2 separate regions of the Homo sapiens genome follow, and region 1 is linked to region 2. Evidence: read pairs that join two places in POLR2A ChIA-PET (ENCODE). Cell type or tissue: GM12878. All regions are shown on one strand.

Region 1 (2,500 bases), 120 kb before region 2:
TCAAAACAATGATGTAAGAGGTATGGAGATCTTTTAAGTCTTAGTGTATCAATAATTAGAATGACTACAGGCAAATTTGAGCTCTTTATACAAAAGAAAAAAACCACCATGTACTAGCACCAAATAATCACAAATTCTAAAAAGCTAATATTAGATGTTATTCTTTGCTTGAAAACAGCTCAGGGCGATTTAAATAAACATTTAAACTCTGTTGTTTTAGCCTGGCAATTCAAAGTCCAATGAAATCTAGCTCAGGCACAATAGTATTAATATTTACCAGAAACCTGAGGCCTAATACAGTGCCTGGCACATAGAATATATTTATTTAATAATTCGTTGGTGAATGAATACATATTTATTTAGTGCTGGCTATGTGCCAGGCACTAAGCTAAAAACTTGAAATGGATATTTCATTTAATTCTCACAAAAATCCATAGACGTAATCATTCCCGTTCTACCTGTGAGAAAACTGAAGCTGGTAAGTGGCAGAATCACTATTTAAACCCAGGTTTGTTTAACTCCAAAGCCCGTGGTCTTCACTGCTTATTTCCCACCCACAAACCCATCGTTCCTAAGCTAATCTTGTCATCATCTCCCCACAAACCTTGGCATCAGTAACACCTTACATGTTAAATAATTTTAGTTTCCAAAGTGCTTTTTCACAGACACATTATTTAGGTTAAACCTTCCAAATATATGTGTCCAAGCTCAGTATTCCTCCCCTTATATATCAGGTTGCTGTGTGCTTTTCTCTTCCATTATTCTACGATTCTATTCATAATATAACTCGTATCTCAACTAAATCTGCTGCTGCATTTTATCCCACTATCTTTGGGGTAGGCAGAATTCTAAAATGTCACCCCAAGATTCCCATTCTCTGCATAATCCCCTTCTCTTGGTTATTAGCAGGACTTATAAACACCATAGGATATTACTCCCAGAAATGTTACTTTACAAGGTGAAGGAATTGAGGGGCTATAATTAAGGTCACGTATCAGTTCACTTTGAGTTAACCAAAAGGGAGATTAGCTGGGTGCTATAGGCTGAACTGTATCCCTTCATCCCCCGCCCCAAATTCATGTTGAAGTATCCTAACCCTTAATGTGACTATATTTGGAAACAAGACTTTCAGGAGGTAATTAAAGTTGATGAGGTCATAGGGTGGCCTCAAAAGAACAGGAAGAGAAAAAGATCTCTCCCTCTCCACACGCATGCAAGAAGGAAAGGCTATGTGAAGTCACAACAGGCAGGTGGCCATCTGTATGCTAGGGAGAGAGCCTCGCCAGAAACTGAACCATGCTGGCACCTTGATCTCAGAGTTCCAGCCTTCAGATCTCTGAGAAAATAAATGTCTGTTGTTAAAACCACCCAGACTGGTATTTTGTTATGGCAGTCTAAGCTGACTAATACAGACGGTAGGTCTGCTCTAACCAGGTAAGCCCTTAAAAGGGACTGGCCCTTCCTGAAAGAAGAGATTTGAAGCATGAGAGGGCCTATAAAGTGGGCCACATGGCAAGAAACTGCAGGTGGCCTCAATGGGGCTGACAGCAGCCCTCAGACCACTATCAGCAAGAGAACAAGAGGCTGAGTCCTATAAACCACAAGGAAGTGAACTCTGCCAAAAACCATGGGAGCTTAAACAAGGACCCTGAGCTCCAGAAAAGAACACAGCGCAGCTGACACTGATTTCAGCCTCATGAGACCATAAGCAGAGAACCAAGTCAGCTGTTCCCAAATTTCCGGCCTAAAGAAGAAACCGAGAAACAATAAAACAGGTATTATTTTAAGCCACTAAATTTGTGGTAATTTATTATCCAGCAATCAAAAACTAATACATTCTTTCAATCCAAATATTAATTATCCTTCTTTCACAGCCATCTCTTCATGATTCCATTTACTGAGCACATTATCACATTAGTCAAAATAACACCTGCACATTATAAATCTTTAGCCTAATTCCTTATCTGATCATGTTAACGTATCTTTAAATTTATTCATTCATCCTGTCTTCACATTGAGCACTTTCTATGTTGCTAATACTGAGTCTAGTGTTAAGAGAAAAAACATTGCAGACAGTCTGTGCTCTCTAAAAATATACCATTTATTTACATATTCATGCAATAAACATTTATTGAAGGCCTAAATGTTCACCATGCCCTCTGTTAAGTAATAAAAATACAGAGATCAGAGCATTATCTTCATAATGCTCAAACTTTGTAGACAACTTGGTTTGTAAACAATCATAACAGCATTATACAGGCTACAACACAGGCATGCATCGGGTAAGGGCTGAACATAAAAAAGGAGCATCTATTCTAGGGACGGGGTCAAGTGGAAGCAAAAGTCTTCTTGGAGGGGGTAAACACTGAGCCAACATTTGAAGGAAAAGTAGGAATTAGCTAGATAAAAAGGGAGAAAGATATTCCAGACAAAAGCAAAAACAAGTACAAAAACAAAAAAAAGGTACCCTAACATTTTCAGGAACTGTAAGCAGCTTAGC
Region 2 (2,500 bases):
AAACAAGGTTATGTGATACTAAATCAAGAAGGTATACTATGAATTGTAAAATTCCAATGTCAAGTTTCCATTCTGTGTGTACTCGTCTACTTTTATAATCTAAGGAGGCAACTGCTAAAATACTGTACAAGGCATTGAAAAAATTTAACAATATAAGACTTTACTGGCCAGGCACAGTGGCTCATGCCTGCAATCCCAGCACTTTGGGAGGTCGAGGCAGGTGGATCACCTGAGGTCAGGAGTTCGAGATCAGTCTGGCCAATGTGGTGAAACCCGTCTCTACTAAAAATACAAAAATTAGCCAGGTGGGGTGGTGGGCACCCCAGCTACTCGGGAGGCTACTCGGGAGGCTGAGGCAGGAGAATTACTTGAACCTGGGAGGCAGAGGTTGCAGTGAGCTGAGATCGTGCCATTGCACTCCATTCTGGGCGACAACAGGGTAACGCTGTCTCAAAAAAAAAAAAAAGACATTACTTATGTCATTAAACCTAAAACAAAGCATAAACCTAAAATGTTTCAACCTCTCTCATAAGACAGATGTCTTTTTCTAAAACACCTTCAGTTTGTAGCTGTACACATTCCAGTACGTTGAAAATGACAAACTTGGCCGGGCGCGCTGGCTCACGCCTGTAATCCCAGCACATTGGGAGGCCGAGGCAGGCGTATCATGAAGTCAGGAGATCGAGACCATCCTGGCTAACACGGTGAAACCCCATCTCTACTAAAAATACAAAAAATTAGCCGGGCGTGGTGGCAGGCGCCTGTAGTCCCAGCTACTAGGGAGGCTGAGGCAGGAGAATGGCGTGAACCCGGGAGGCGGAGCTTGCAGTGAGCCGAGATCGTGCCACTGCACTCCAGCCTGGGCGACAGAGTGAGACTCCGCCTCAAAAAAAAAAAAAAAAAAAAAATGACAAACTTCTTTTTCTCCCCAGCAGTAACATGTCTGACAGGTAAAAATACACAGCTTATCAAAAATACACATTTGGAAACTATGAAAATCTAATTTTTTTTCATTCTACCATACGTTTCACTTCAGGCCCAACTTATTAGTTTCAATTCTGCTTGTGCTCTATTTCTAGTCAGTTTCACTTCTGAATTTTCTACCACAAAGAATTGTGATCCTGTAGAGACATTTTAAAGTAAACACTAAATAAACATAGCTTTTCCTTTCAAAAAAAAAAAAACTCATTTTCACAGGAAAAAGAGAAACAAACAAAAAACATAAATTCCTAATAGCATTTTGTCACATAAAAATAATGATTTCAAGATGCTGATATCTTAAGTTTCTGAGGCTTCCTCATATCATTTTATTTATAAGAGCCAAACCAGCACAAAAAATTGCCATCATTTTACTTTTTAGATACTCAACTATATATTACATTTTTTCTTCGAGTTACAAGGGGCTTAGTAAATATTTGCAGAAGGAATGAATGTACACGGCATGGTAGTGCATTGCGTGAGGCACATGTTCCTGATAAGATGAACGGCCTTGCCAATAAAGCTGATTTTTTTTTTAGTAATAGAAAAATGATTAAATTAGATTAGCAAAAGTAGGGTATCCAAATAAACATAAACACAGAAAGGGAAAATATTTATCCTATACAGCAAAATCAAGCTTTAGATCTACTTTTCTGCTTCTATCATGTTTTTTTGCATGGGTTTCAATACCACTGAATCCAATCTTTCCTTGTTCTCTTTAGGCTGTAAAGTTCTTCAAGGGAAAGACTCATAAACAAAAAAACTGTACATGAGTTCCTACTAAATCATCAGCACAGTGTTAGGCACAAGTGCTGTAGGAAATAAAATATAAAGCCTGATGGTCCCAAACTCTGAGGTACTTAAAACTTTTCACCAGAACCCTGCAAAGAATGGGTGTCTAGGGCAAACAGGAAACACCTAGATTGTAGTCCCTTTGTTGACACTCTGTGTGACTTTAAGTTACCGGCCCAGTGCAGTCGCTCATGCCTGTAATACCAATGCTTTGGGAGGCCAAGGCGGGAGGATTGCTCGAAGCCAGGAGGTAGAGACCAGCCTGGGCAATATAGCAAGACTCTGTCTCTACAAAAATTAAAATTAAAAAATGAACCAGGCATGGTGGTGTGCACCTGTGGTCCCAGCTACTTGGGAGGCTGAGGCACATAATTTGAGTCCAGGAGTTAGAGGCTGAAATGAGCCATGATTTAATCTCCCATACAGAAAAATTCCAAATAATTTATGTAGATACTCTACCCTCAAGAAGGGGGAGCACAGATCTCACTCAAGTGTGGACTACACATAGTGACTTCCTTCCAAAGACTACAGTATAGAGGGAAGGGGAGGAAGAGTAACCTTATAGCAGAGAAACCTGACAAACACTACCTGTGGCCCTTCAATTTACAATAATAAATATATACTTTGGTCTTTGTACACAGTTCCTGGTGCAGAGCTCTTAAAACCTCTGTCATTCCCTGGGTGCCATAGGGGTACTAGGAGAATCTTTACTTTTCATATTTGGTCTTTG

Evidence for each region. ChIA-PET counts read pairs that join two places held together with the same protein. Peaks named below come from ENCODE experiments on the same cell type or tissue, not always from the same donor. Only the 100,000 strongest peaks of a DNase experiment are listed, where the experiment ranks them.
Region 1: POLR2A ChIA-PET joins it to region 2 with 13 read pairs; 3 of 35 experiments call an interaction of 5 or more read pairs at or near these places.

What each region holds. Positions count from the first base shown.
Region 1 is chr11:75,945,751-75,948,250 of GRCh38, reverse strand. All of the region lies in intron 6 of UVRAG (UV radiation resistance associated), which reads right to left. Among named protein-coding and RNA genes, the nearest start is that of UVRAG, 130 kb to the right of the region's middle. RefSeq lists an enhancer at 1,620-1,719. In GM12878, no CTCF peak of the experiment used is centred here; no DNase peak of the experiment used is centred here; H3K27ac peaks cover 1,318 bases.
Region 2 is chr11:75,823,078-75,825,577 of GRCh38, reverse strand. All of the region lies in intron 1 of UVRAG (UV radiation resistance associated), which reads right to left. Among named protein-coding and RNA genes, the nearest start is that of UVRAG, 9.1 kb to the right of the region's middle. RefSeq lists an enhancer at 1,083-1,162. In GM12878, no CTCF peak of the experiment used is centred here; a DNase peak (open chromatin) is centred at 1,027; H3K4me3 peaks cover 2,052 bases; H3K27ac peaks cover 2,353 bases.